3 separate regions of the Homo sapiens genome follow, and all the other regions are linked to region 1. A link is a contact called in ENCODE Hi-C or POLR2A ChIA-PET data. All regions are on one chromosome and are shown on one strand. Each heading gives the region's core, a stretch centred on a gene start or an enhancer-like site at or near the end of the contact. The rest is flanking DNA. Distances are from core to core; before and after follow the strand shown.

What was found. Hi-C counts contacts between places; a loop is a spot of excess contacts on that map. ChIA-PET counts read pairs that join two places held with the same protein, here RNA polymerase II (POLR2A). Pooled maps may share reads with other maps.
Region 2: a loop to region 1 is called in a pooled map, with 4 times the contacts of the local background. The contact joins two enhancer-like sites. A Hi-C loop is called at or near these places in 2 of 50 pooled maps. POLR2A ChIA-PET finds 5 or more read pairs at or near these places in 2 of 52 experiments (H1 and OCI-LY7).
Region 3: a loop to region 1 is called in a pooled map, with 7 times the contacts of the local background. The contact joins two enhancer-like sites. A Hi-C loop is called at or near these places in 2 of 50 pooled maps. POLR2A ChIA-PET finds 5 or more read pairs at or near these places in 6 of 52 experiments (Panc1, T-cell, activated CD4-positive, alpha-beta T cell and 3 more).

Annotation. Positions count from the first base shown.
Region 1 is chr10:29,657,204-29,661,744 of GRCh38, forward strand. It overlaps a transcript of SVIL not described here. Among named protein-coding and RNA genes, the nearest start is that of SVIL, 25 kb to the left of the region's middle. RefSeq lists an enhancer at 1,333-2,532. Within about 2 kb of position 2,513, at least 25 of the 41 ENCODE cell types and tissues checked have a DNase peak (open chromatin) inside an H3K27ac peak, as active enhancers do.
Region 2 is chr10:29,555,026-29,559,566 of GRCh38, forward strand. SVIL (supervillin) reads right to left here. Exons shown (of 38, transcript NM_021738.3): 4 at 26-83. The coding sequence starts at 33. Among named protein-coding and RNA genes, the nearest start is that of MIR604, 12 kb to the left of the region's middle. Within about 2 kb of position 1,251, at least 4 of the 41 ENCODE cell types and tissues checked have a DNase peak (open chromatin) inside an H3K27ac peak, as active enhancers do.
Region 3 is chr10:29,756,127-29,760,667 of GRCh38, forward strand. No RefSeq gene overlaps it. Among named protein-coding and RNA genes, the nearest start is that of SVIL, 120 kb to the left of the region's middle. Within about 2 kb of position 1,950, at least 8 of the 41 ENCODE cell types and tissues checked have a DNase peak (open chromatin) inside an H3K27ac peak, as active enhancers do.

The sequences.
Region 1 (4,541 bases), core at 1,263-3,762:
ACTGTCAACCTCAGTTTTTGCTGCATCCCTAGCATCTAACACCATCCATGGCTGGTGCGCAATCAATATTTAATGAACAAATGGAACACTGGTCTTAAGATGCCTCACAAGAAAATAGTTCCATGGAACTCTGGTGAGCACTGCCCACTACTCACACCCATCAAGATTCACAAAGCTCATTAGTTTTGAAGAAGGTCATTTAACTTTAATCCAATGCTTTCCAAACGCACTTAGGCATAGACCCATCCTCTGACCCAGGTCCCCACTGTATTAGTGGTGTAGGGAGCTGTGTTCCAGGGAACACACTTTGAGAACTCCTGCTCCAGAGAGGCAGGTCAAATAGCACAGTTTCCAGAAGGGTGCTCCTGTTCTCACTCCTTTGGCTGGCTCTGCTCCTATGTAAAGGTCCTATCTAATTCACACTCCCCGAAAGCTCCCTAATAGCCACGGCTCAGCTCAGAAAGAAAACCACAGCTGTAAGCTTTCCTGTTCTTTCCTGAAGTTCATAAAGGGCACACTGGGACACATGACCATCGAGGAAAAATGAAGACATTTCCAACCATCACAGTGGCTCAGCTCTCCTGTATGTCTATGGTTCCACACCGCATCACAGAGGCCGCTTTAATCTTCTTCGAGCTCTGGTTTGTTGAACATGATTCAAACAAAATCACCCTTCACAATGTGCTTTAATCTCTTCTAACAGTGCAAGCAAAGCCAATAATGTGTTAACCACAAAAGTGTCATATTTCTTTCCTCAATACTTACCTTAACGCCGATATTTAAATCATGGCTTCGATGTGAAATGACTTCAAAATCATCATATCTCAGCTTTTCAAGTCCTCAAGGCCATCCACTTGAACTCTCTCTGAAAAAGGACAAAGTCTCTACTGAAAAATCTGAGAAAGAAAATAGCAAACAATACAAGACAACCACACGTACGAATGAAACTGGATACTCTGCTGTGATTAATCTGCTGCCTCCAAAGAGCTTTTTCCCTTTCAAATACTCATCAACATCAGCAACTACAGATTACAGGCAGTGGTTAAAGTATCTTTTTAAACCTCTTATAAAAAGTGCTCAATAAAAGAATGCATTTTTCCCATTCATCGTAAACTCAGTGAATAAAGTCATTTCTATGCAATGGTTCTCCAAAGCTCTTATTTTTCTGGGAGGACTAAAATTGTATTATTTGGTCTATAAGCAAGAATCATTTTTGGTAAATATGAGTACTTTCTAAATTCAAATTTAAAATCAGATCCAAATATAGGGATGGCCAGGCATGGTGGCTCCCACCTGTAATCCTGGCACTTTGGAAGGTTGAAGTGGGAGGACTGCTTGAGGCCAGGAGTTCAAGACCAGTCTGCAACAAAGTGAAACCCTGTCTATACAAAAAATTGAACAAATTAGCTGAGCGTGGAGGTGTGCTCCTGTGCTCCCAGCTACATGGGAGGCCAAGGCAGGAGGATCACTTGAGTCCAGGAGGTTAAGGCTGCAGTGAGCCATGTTTGGATCACTGTACTTCAGCCTGGGCAACAAGGAAGACCCTGTCTTTAAAAAAATTAAAAACAAAAGAACAAATATGGAGGCTTGGGAACAGCAGCCTTGCCACAAAGGGACAACTGAGAAAATAAGAAATGGGTTGAAATTCATCACGAAGTTGGATGGAACTAACAAAGACCCAATTCCACAGAAAAAGACATGCTGGGTGGAGAGTTAGGAGACTGGAATAACTCACCGAAGGCATCAGGGTGAGTGATTTGGCTATGACTTGGTCTATGTCAAGCATTCCAGGCAGAGACAATCTCTGCATTTATTTTCCTCAAAGAGTGAGGGGAAACCCCACCTATGCTAGAATGTACCAGAGTAGAATTAAGGCAAACATGCATTTCCCCTTGTGGTTTGCCTGACGAGGTGCAATTTGTATGAAAGATGACTCACAAGGTTACAGAGTCATTCTTTAGACTCGAGGGTTGACACTCTGTGTGGTTCTTAATGACTCAGCCTGGGAGAGGTCCCCAACACAGAAGGCTCCAGCCCTGCAATCCCAGACTACAGAGGAAAGCCCCTCGTTTATCAGCTGGTTAGTGGTTAACAAGCGTGGCTTTGGGAAGTCTTTTGTCTTAGGCTATTGAGTTCCATCTTCTCATCTCCTCTCTGTTGTCTACTCAGCACTTCCTTGTATTCTTACCGCCGGAAAAAGTCAGAAAAGAATTCACTCAAGCACAGAGGGCTCTGAACTGGGCAACAGCTGGCACCACACCAGGCATTGCAAGAAACCACAGCTGAATTCCTTGGCGCTCATTTTTATAAATATTCCACAGGAAGGATGTCAGAAGCCTGGTTTATCCAGCATAGAGAGAATGGGGTTCATCTCCAGAAGCCCAGCCCCAGAGGCAACTTCTAGGAAAAAATCATCTTGTGATGGGTGCGGGGTCAAAGGGGAGTCAGCCCATGTGAAGTTCCCACAAGGTTAAAAAATAAATTATTGTCACCACTGCCTGGTGGAATTCAGACAGTCATGAACTCATTCTTGTAAGCCACAGAGATGGTTGCGGTAAACACAGACAAATTATTGGGTTTAAGCAGACCGTTTTTTGTTCCAACAATAAAAAAAATCATTTTCCCTTTCCTCCACAAATCTCTTTATTACTAAAAAGCTTTGATGCCTTGAGAACTGGGCTAGATCAATGTAAGCCTCTCTTTTTCCCCTGGGACTCCTCCTTAGGGCTCCAAACTGGTTTAAAAAATCCTTTGCCTGCTTAGGAAAAGGAGACCCTCTTATTGAACCAGCCACAAAAGAAAGAAAAAGAAAACTACTCAAAAAGAAAACAGGGGCTGGGCACAGTGGCTCATGTCTGTAATCCCAGCACTTTGGGAGGCTGAGGCAGGAGGATGGCTTGAGGCCAGGAGTTCAAGACTAAGCTGGGCAATACAGTGAGACCTTGTCTCTACAAAAAAATTAAAAATTAGCTGGGCCTGCCTATGGTCCCAGCTACCCAACAGGCTGAGGAAGAAAGATTGTTTGGGCCCAGGAGTTGCAGGTTACAGTGAGCTACGATTGTACCACTGCGCTCCAGCTCGGGCAACAAAGCAACACCTTGCTTGACTCAAAAAAAAAATTAAAAAGGCAGGGTGGGGTGGCTCATACCTATTGTTCCAGCACTTTAGGAGGCCAAAGTGAGAGGATCAATTGAGCCCAGGAATTTGAGACCAGCCTGGGCAACATAGCAAGACCCTGTGTTTACAAAAAATATAAAAAATTAGCCAGGCATGGTGTTGCACACCTCCCAGCTACTAGGGAGGCTGAGGTGGGAGGATCGCTTGAGCCTGGGAGGTGGAGGCTGCAGTGAGCCATGGTCTCACCACTGCACTCCAGCCTAGGCCACAGAGCAAAATTCTGGTGGGGGGAACGGGCCAAGAGAATCACAAGAAGCCAAGAAGAAAGGGCAGAATAGAAACATTCTCATCCCTCCCTCTTCTTAAAGAGAGTGCTAATCTCTGCCCAGACGCTCACGTCTTCCCCTGGCTCATTCCCCTCCTGACCTCTGGAGCATGGGCTCTCAAACTCATAGTGTGCACAGCAATCGCCTTGGGGCTCTACAACTGTGAGTCCAGATAGAAGAAAATCTGCAGTGAAATCATGAGCTCAGGGACAAAGAAGGAGTTTAAAAAGCCTGTGCCTGGGCCGGGTGTGGTGCCTCACGCCTGTAATCCCAGCACTCTGCGAGGCTGAGATGGGAGGATCATGAGGTCAAGAGATCAAGACCATCCTGGCCAACATGGTGAAACCCCGTCTCTACTAAAAATACAAAAATTAGCCAGGTGTGGTGGCACATGCCTGTAGTCCCAGCTATTCGGAAGGCTGAGGCAGGAGAATCGCTTGAACCAGGGAGTCGGAGGTTGCAGTGAGCCGAGATTGCGCCACTGCACTCTAGCTTGGCGACAGAGCAAGACACCGTCTCACAAGAAAAAAAAAAAAAAGCCTGTGCCTGAAACACTTGAGTCCTAGAAATCTGGTTTGCTTAAAGACAAAGGGAAAACCTCAGTCACTAGAGAGTAAAACTTCAGAATATATTGACAGGAAAACCCCACCATCAACCAGCTTTCATGCAGTCAGGATCATTTAGGAAAAATAAAAAAGCAAGAATACAAACAGGAAAAGGTCCAAATTTAGGGACAGGTTGAAGTTCGAGAAACGAGTCAAACCGGAATAAAAGCAGAAAAGAATTCCAGAGGAAAACAGGGCACCGGAGAAAGGAGAATGAGCATGATTAATGCAGCAGGAGGAGATGCTAGCTAAGCTGGAGCCAGACCAGGAGGGCTTGTCTCTTCTCTCCGGGGCTCTCTTGACCTTTCCAAGGCATTTCTTTCCGGACAAAACAAACTGTTACTGACTTTCACCAGGTTACCAACCCCCTGTGCAAAAACTCTGACTAGACTCTGGGACTAAATCTAGACCAATTGCATCTGGAAGAGAGATATGCCAGACAAAGGCATCCTTTTAGGTTAATGTTTCAAGCCTGTGCTTTGACAGATGGTGC
Region 2 (4,541 bases), core at 1-2,500, 100 kb before region 1:
CTAACTCCCACTATAAAGATCTTACCTTTTCATTTCTAAGAATTCTTTCTTCTTTGGTTCAAAGATTTGTCTTAATTCTGCAACTGGAAGAAAACCAAAAAAGAACAAAATATAGTATTTAGTAGTCGTGCGCTCATTTTATTCACTCATGCAACGTGTTTATTGAACTGCAAATTTCAGTTCTTGATTCCTATGTCACAGTGACATGCAAAACTGACCAAGTTCCTGCTTTCTTGGAAACTGTTTCCTAGTAGGGGAGGCAGATGCCAAATGAATAAGAGTGTGCAGACACACACACACACACACACACACACACACATGGACACACCCTAGGACGCATCATCCTCTTCTAAGGTCAAGCTGAATATTTGATGCCCATAAAAATGACAGAGTTATCAAGGCAAAGCTAAGACATGCTCACTCAACATACTGTTTAATATGAAATATATATGTAATATATTTAAAATCACATACATTAAAATAATTTAAATAGAATGTTTTGTTGTATATATATTGTAACACCTAGCTATGTGACTCACGTATATGTCACATATATAGGTTGGCTAAGAAGTAAAATCCTACAGGGTAAGGCAGAAGGTTTTATTTCATCTAGGGGAATCAAGGGAGACCTGACGAGCAAGCTTTCTCTAGGAAAGTATTTTAGGCAGAAATCTCAGCAACTGTTTCTAACTTTTGTTTGATTTAACAAAGTATTCTAAGCTTCTATTATGGAAATCATTTACAGAAGTATAGACTAGGAGTGTGAACCCCACAGGGCCATCGGCAAGCTACAAGCATGAACTCACAGCCGCTTCTCCTCCACCCTGTCACGGAATTTGTCAATGGCTGTAACTATCTGATTGTGTTTCCAGCAGTGCCTAAAGTGGCCGCTTCAATTAGCTACAGTTTAGATGAACACAGGTCCTCCGCCTCCCTGCACAGGCTTTCACTGGAAGCAAATGTTAACAATGGTTTCCTTGCTATAATTTAGGTGGATGATGGGTAAGGTAATTACCCCAATGTTTCTGGCAGCACTGGAGAAACAGAACAAACGCTGTGCTGAGGTTGGGAGATTCTCACATGATACTGACTACAAGGATATTACTGAGATGCCAGACAACTGTTTCTTTGGAGAAATGGCCAAAGTTCATGGAGAATAAAGGTCTCTCTTTTTGCCTCCTCCTCAATAGCTTAAATTCATAAGGGCGCATCTGAGTGACTCCTATGAAGGACTCAGAATGGGGTGGGAGAAAGAGAGAGGGGTGGCTGGACAGCCTGGGGCCAGGGCCAATGAAAAGTTTTGAAAGGCTGAGTCACAGGAGAAACTCAAAGGAATTTGATGTTTGACTGCTTCAATTTCCATTTTCTTTTCTCTAAGTGGTAATTTTTAGTAATGAGTCAAAACTACACACACACACATGCACGCATACACACACACAAAGTTTTATATTGCCCTTTGTGTTCAGGGATAGAAGCCTTGTTTTTCTTCATTTATTTTTAAGTGATAGCCACCTTAAAACTTCAGTTGAATTGGCTTTTGTTGAGATAGCCGGCTTCAAAAAAACAAAACCTCTCTCCCTCTGACTTCAAAAAGGTCTCCCAGTTGGCCTCCCCAGGAATCAGAGTAGCTGGAGGCAGAGAAGTCCTTGTTCTAATCATGTTCCTATTTAGAAGACAGGGGTATAATGAGAATGGTGCACCCCGCCATGCGGCCTTGGGAGAGGAGGCTTGGTCAATAACAACAGCTTCCCTGTCAACAAATTAGCCCTAGTGGGATTATGGTGATACAACTTTAATGGCTGGTAGGACATATTTTGAAAATATTTTCAAGGATGACAAAAACCAAAGGGTTTTAATTATTTAAACCCCAAAGAGGAAAGTGGAGCCCTATTTTTCAAAAGACCACTCAAGAAGCTATCAAAACCAAATTCCAAGGGTGCCTAAAAGGTACGACTTGAACCCATGCCTCAAACCCTAACTGAGAAATAGAAAATATTAATAGGGTCCTGAGTAGCATAATCACATCCCCTCCCCTCCCCTGCCTTCCCCTTCCCTTTCTTTTCTTTTCTCCCCCCTCCCTTTCTTTTTGAGACAGGGTCTCATTCTGTCACCCAGGCTGGAGTGTAGAGGCACGATCTCGACTCACTGCAGCCTCAACTTCCCAGACTCAAGTGATCCTCCCAACTCAGCCTCGCGAGTAGGTGAGATTACAGGCATGTGCCACCACGCCTGGCTAGCTTTTGGTTGTCTTTTGTGGAGACGGGGTTTCGCTATGTTATCCAGGATGGTCTTGAACTCCTAGGCTCAAGGGATCTGCTTGCCTTGGCCTCCCAAAGTGCTGGGATTGCAGGTGTGAGCCACCGCGCCTGGCCTAACATGTCCCTTTTCTTGCCCCACATTATTTCAACTGGATAAGTATCAAAACCGTTAATAAACCGAGTATCATGTAACTTCCACTGGAAAAAGTTAAGATAGACTTTTCTTGGTTCTAATTAGAGACTGCTGAAAATCACTTTCATTTCATCCAAATTTTAATTAATTTTAAAATTTTTCTATAGAAATGCAACTAAAGGCATTTTAAAAAAAGATTACAACAGTGCATGGAAAAGCAAAGCAACATGTTGCTTCCTGCTATTTTCTATTTCCCATATTCCAGAAAGAAAGATCTAGTTGGGAGACTGTGCAAGCCTCCTGTCCACAGGAAAGGTAGACTTTCCTACTGCCCTTCCAGTGAACACTGCCCTCTGATAGCCATCCACTTCTGGGCATAAAACGAGAAATTCTCAGGATAGGATCTAGCAGACACACAGATGGACCTCATCAGGGTCATGGGCTCAGGAGGCTGGCTCTGGAGAGCTCCCAGATCACTATGGGGGCGCTAATGGCTTCTGAATGGGAAGTGGCTTTGCTGTGAGCTCTGCCGCAGGATGTTGAATGTCCCAGGTTCTTATAGTGATGCTAAATCACCCCCATTTGCTGTGACACAAAAATATCCTCATATATTTCTAAAGCCCCTTAGGGACTGCCCTAAATTGAGAACCATTGAGAATCACTGATTCCCCAGTACTAGAATTTCAAATACACAGCCTGTGCCTTAGACACCCAGGCCCTAGGTTACACAGTACAGACGCCACTAGCCCAGCACTGCACTCTTTTCAGTCAAGCCTAGATTCAACGCAAAGCTATGCCAAGCCTATTGCTCCTGGAAGCTAGAATCCATCAACATAGTGGGTACTTGAAGGGACACCTTAGGGTCCTCTCTGATCATTTCACTGAGGAATTAAATGAGCTTATAAATTAAATTGTCCTTTAAATGTATTGGTGAGCTTATTAATTCCTAGTGAAAATCTATAGTGAATTTTAAAAGGAAAATAAAAAAGTCTCCCCAGCAAACAAATGATGACCTCTCAGTCTATTCTTTCTAGCAAATATATTTTTAATTACCAAGATATGCCTCATTCCTACAGAAACGGGATTATAAGAAATGATGTACAAGACAAAAAGAAGCAACAGAGAGACATTTTGAGTTTTGCCTCTTTTCCCCATGTCTGTACTAACATGTAATATAATTAATGTGTATTATATTACATATCTGTTTTATATTATTATTAATAATAATAGCCAGGCATGGTGGCTCCTGCCTGTAATCCCAGCACTTTAGGAAGCTGAGGTGTGTGGATCACTTGAGGTCAGGAGTTTGAGACTAGTGTGGCTAACATGATGAAACCCCGTCTCAACTAAAAATACAAAAAATTAGCCAGGCCTGGTAGCATGTATCTGTAATCCCAGCTACACGGGAGGCTGAGGCAGGAGAATTGCTTGAACCCGGGAGACAGAGGTTGCAGTGAGCCAAGGCTGTGCCACTACACTCCAGCCTGAGTGACAGAGTGTGATTCTGCCTCGAAATATATATATATATATAAAAAATATGGTTTATATTATATATTTTATATTATTATATAAACCATGTTTTATATTATTTTATATTATTAATCATATAAAACATGTTTTTGTACTATTAATAGCATAAAGCCAATACTAAAAACATCATGCATGAAAGTCACCATTGCTGTGGAAATCTATGTTGTAACGCTGTTGTTTTATTTATAAAGCCTACCTACAGTTCTACCAAAGTTGCCTTCTGGTTGAAAATCTTGAAGGTTTGTGTTCTTTTAAAACTTCAAAAAAATTTTTTGTAATATCAGACGTACAGAAAATGTAAGAGATATCCTTCACAATATGTTAACATTTTACTATATTGGGTTTATTTTTATTCTTCTTTCTCTTAAGTATATTTACATGTGCATATGTGTCTATGTACATACATACACATACATATTTACATAGTATTTTTTCTGAACCATTTGAGTCAATTGCAGCATGAGGCCCCTTCATCTCTAAATTCTTCAGTGTGTATTTCTTAACAAAAAAGAATAAGAATGCTTTTCAAAATTAGGTTCACCAGCTACAATTCAATTGATTATATGCTGTGTCATAATTATAATTCATATATGGTTCATGTTTAGTAATAGTAGTTATTA
Region 3 (4,541 bases), core at 700-3,199, 98 kb after region 1:
AATCTCTTTGAATATTTTACAGAGTTTGACTCTTTTCATCGATACATCCCGTTAAAATGTTTAAAATTAAAAGGACATATCAAGTTCAAAGCCAGTGTTGGCAAGAATGCAGAGTAATGGACCTCGTGGACGTTGGTGGTGGGAAACTCACATTGTGAAATACTGTGGAAAAGTTAATGATGCACTTTAAGAAATACATCCAGCAATTCTACTCCTGATGTTCACCAAAGAGATGAAAACATGTCCACAGAGAGACGTGTAGACAAATGTTCATAGAAGCTTAATTCATAATAGCCAAAAAGTGGAAACAACCCTAATTTCATCAGCAGGTGAATAAACAGACTGAGCTATATTCATACAATGAAATGTTAGCCTTCAAAAACAGAACAAACTACTGATGTACACAGTGACATGGGTGGATCTCGAAAACATTATGCTGAGTGAAAGAAGCCAAGCTGACAAAAGACTATGTAATGTATGATTTCATTTACATGAAATTCTCTAAAAGACAAATCTAATCTACATGGACAGAAAGCAGATCAGGGGTTGCCTGAAGCTGAGAGTGGGAGGGGAATTGGCTGGGAAGCAACACAAGGGAATTTTCTGGGGTGAAGGAACTGTTCTGCATCTTGACTGTAGCGGTTGCTTACTTGAGTATATACACTTGTCAGAACTCATCAGATGTACATTTTTTTTTTTGAGACAGAGTCTTACTTTGTCACGCGTGGCTTACTGCAACCTTGAACTTTTTGGCTCAAGGGAGCCTCCTGTCTCAGCCTCCTGAGTAGCTAAGACTACAGGGGTGCACAACCATGCAGGGATAATTTAAAACAATTTTTGTTTTTTTTTTGTAGAGATGGTGTCTCGCTATGTTGCCCAAGTTGGTCTTGAACTCCTGGCTGCAAGCAATCCTCCTACCTCAGTCTCCCAAAGTGCCGGGATTACAAGCATACATTTTAAATGGTGGTATTTTATTGCACTAAAATTTTACTTTGATAAAGTTGATGAGACAAATTGTGAGTAAAATACATATAAGGAGTAACAATTTATGGGAAATCTCAATCTGCAAAACAGGCTTTCCTCTGCCGATGCCCTGTGGACTTGGTGGGAGACCTGGCCGGCATCCACTCTCTCACCCATCTTGAGACCTCATTGTTAGTGCTAAGTCATGAGACAAGCTAGGAATTCTGTTTCAGCTCTTAGTTGAGAGACTTTCCCTCCTCTTCTCAGCCCTGGTATGATTTCTCAGGCTGTCATCTCTTTTTCCCCCACCTTTCCAGAACTCCTAGGGATTTGAGCAGCTCATTCTTGCCCAGCCCACTTCTCACTGGAGGGCCAGGTCTTTTCCAAGTTCACGGAGAGAGAAGTGAACTTTTACCTTCATTTGCCCTCTTTTTCTCTTCTGCTCACTACTTTTTCTGTCTAGGCCCCCTAGTCATGTCCTATTTCTGCTGGGCTCTTCCAGACCTTCCTGCCCACTCAGTTCTTCACTTCCACCCCCAATTCCTGTCCTAATGTCACCGTGGCACAGCTCATGAGAAGTTTCAGGAGCTACCCTTTGATTTCAGAGTGACTCAAGGACTCAGGAAAGAGGGGATGACCCCAAATGAACCAGCAGCCAACCAGACAATGCCTGGTGTGTTAAGGCTTTTCAGTAAGCACTTCCTTCAAGGAATGACAGTTGGCCTTGCCCCAAAAGAATCTATTTAAATGTGATTACACTTGTGGTTTCTTCTTATTTCTGCAGGACAGAGTTGAAACTCCTCAGTGGTGCCCACTGGGCCATCACACTCTGGTCTTTGCACATGCCTGGAACCCCGGCGATCTCTTGTTTCTCCACCAAGGGAACTCTGCTTGTAACACTTTAAGCCTCAGCTGAAAAGTGGTCTCCTGGGTGAAGTCTCACCTGTGCACCCACCTGAGGGTGAGTCAGCTCTGCTCCCCTGGCTCTCACCGCGGCTGTTATAGCATTTACCGGAGTCCCACAGTGACTCATTTGTCCATCACCCTCCCGACAAACCTTCCAGCTTCTGAAGGGCAGAGACAGCATCATAATCATCTTTTATAACTCCCGTGCCTAGTGCTACTCCCAATCCCTAGTAAGCATTCAAATATTTCTTACTGCAGTGCTTGGGACTGTCATAAACACAGAAACTGAATAAGGCTTCGTGTTTCCATCGCCTGGAACTTGCAGGCCAGAAGGAGAGCTAAAACACTCATATAAGTGTAATGCAAGGTAAAATGGGATGTAGGAGGCACTAGTTTGAATATTGGGTAGAACTAGAACTGCAAGGGAGAAAGATTCAAGTTAGAATAACTGGCACAGAAGTTTGCATTTACCTAACAAAATTGCTAATTATTAGTGAGTGTCTTCTCTGTGCCAAGGACCAGGTTAAACATTTTTTTTTTCTTTTAGGACCAGGTTAAATATTTACCTCCTGTACTAGTTCCCTGTGACTGCTGTAAGAAAGTGTCACAAATTAGGTGGCTTTAAACAGAGAAATTTGTTCTCTTATAGTTCTGGAGGCTAGAATATAAAGTCAAGGTGTCAGGCCGGGCACAGTGGCTCACACCTGTAATCCCAGCACTTTGGGAGGCCAATGTGGGACAATTGCTTGAGGCTGGGAGTTCAAGACCAGCCTGGTCAACAGAGAGAGAACCTGTCTCACGCCTGTAATCCCAGCACTTTGGGAGGCTGAGGCAGGCAGATCACGAGATCAAGAGATCGAGATCATCCTGGCTAACATGGTGAAAACCCATCTCTACTAAAAATACAAAAATTAGCTGGGCGTGGTGGCACACGCCTGTAATCCCAGCTACTGGGGAGGCTGAGGCAGGAGAATCGCTTGAACCCGGGAGGCGGAGGTTGCAGTGAGCCGAGATCGTGCCACTGCACTCCAGCCTGGCAACAGAGCGAGACTCCATCACAAAATAAATAAATAAATAAATAAATAAATAAATAAATAAATAAAAATAAAAAATAAAAAATGAGCCAGGCATGATGGTATGCACCTGTAGTCCCAGCTACTCAGGAGGCTGAGATGGGAGGATTACCTGAGCCCAAGTTAAAAGCTACTGTGAGCTGTGATCATGTCACTGCACTCCAGCTTGGGTGACAGAGCAAGACCCTGTATCAATCAATTAATCACTAAATAAAAATGAGTGAAAACCAAATTAAGTCCAGGTGTCAGCAGGGCCATGGCCCTTCTGAGGGCTCTAGAGAAGAATCCTTCCTCATCTCTTCCAGCTTCTGGTGGTGGCCACCCTGCTTGGTATTCTTTAGCTTGTGGCTGGTTCACTCCAGTCTGCTGCCTCCTTCATCACATGACCTTCTTCTTTGTGTATGTGGACATCTCTGTGTGTGTCCTCCCCTCTTCTTATGAGGACACCAGTCATTAAGTTTAGGGCCAACCCTAATCTGATAGGATCACATCTTAAGAAAGTAAGTCTATCAAGACCTTATTTCCACATAAGGTAATAGTTTGAGTTTCTGGAAGGACATGAATTTGGGGTGAACACTAACCCACTCCGCATGCATAATCTGATTTAATATACATCACAACTAGATGCAATAATCATCCCCATTTTATACATAAATAAACGGAAATGCAGAGAGCTTAATGTTTGCTCAGGGTAACATGTCAGGAAGTGCCAGAAATTCTGATGTTAGATGGTTTTATAAGGTTATCCACTGTGATCTACCACTCTTAAGAACTTTTACAAATGGCCAGGCTCGGTGGCTCACACCTGTAATCCTAGCACTTTGGAGGCAAAGGCAGGCGGATTGCCTGAGCTCAGGAGTTTGAGACCACCCTGGGCAACATGGTGAAACCCTGTCTCTACTAAAATACAAAAAAAAAAAAAAAAAAAAAAAAAATTAGCCAGGTGTGGTGGTAGGTGCCTGTAGTCCCAGCTATTGGGGAGCTGAGGCACAAGAATTGCTTAAACCTGGAGGCAGAGGTTGCCGTGAGCTGAGATCAGGCCACTGCACTCCAGACTGGTGACAGAGCATAACTTTGAGTCAAAAAAAAAAAAAAAAACTTTTACAAAGCTTTTACAAATTGTGAACTATATCATTTATTTAAAATAGTATGTGTAAAATAAGTGTACAAATTAAAGAATATTAACAACATAAGCATCCATGTTAGTTTATCAGTTCATTCATGAATTTGTTGTCGTTTAAGCAACTCCTTTGTGCTGAGGTCAGCATTTTCCTGAGTGTGCTGCTGAATACCCTGACCTGCTTATTTTAAATGTGGACTTCTGAACCCTTCACAATGTCAATGGAGTCAGCATCTCTGAGAAAAATGCTCAGGGATTTACATTTTTCATAGTAATACCTGGGGGGTTTCATGCAAAGTAAAATTGGAATATCATAAGTGCATATACAGCTTTGCAAATGGAAGGGGAAAGGGTCACCTGGTTTCTCTTCCAGCTCTATGAATTTAGAGACATCGTCTGGTCTGTCTGTGTCCGGGGAAAGGAATAGTCTTTGAGATATTTATGAGGAAGAAAAGGAAGCAGAGTGCCAAGCCCCACAG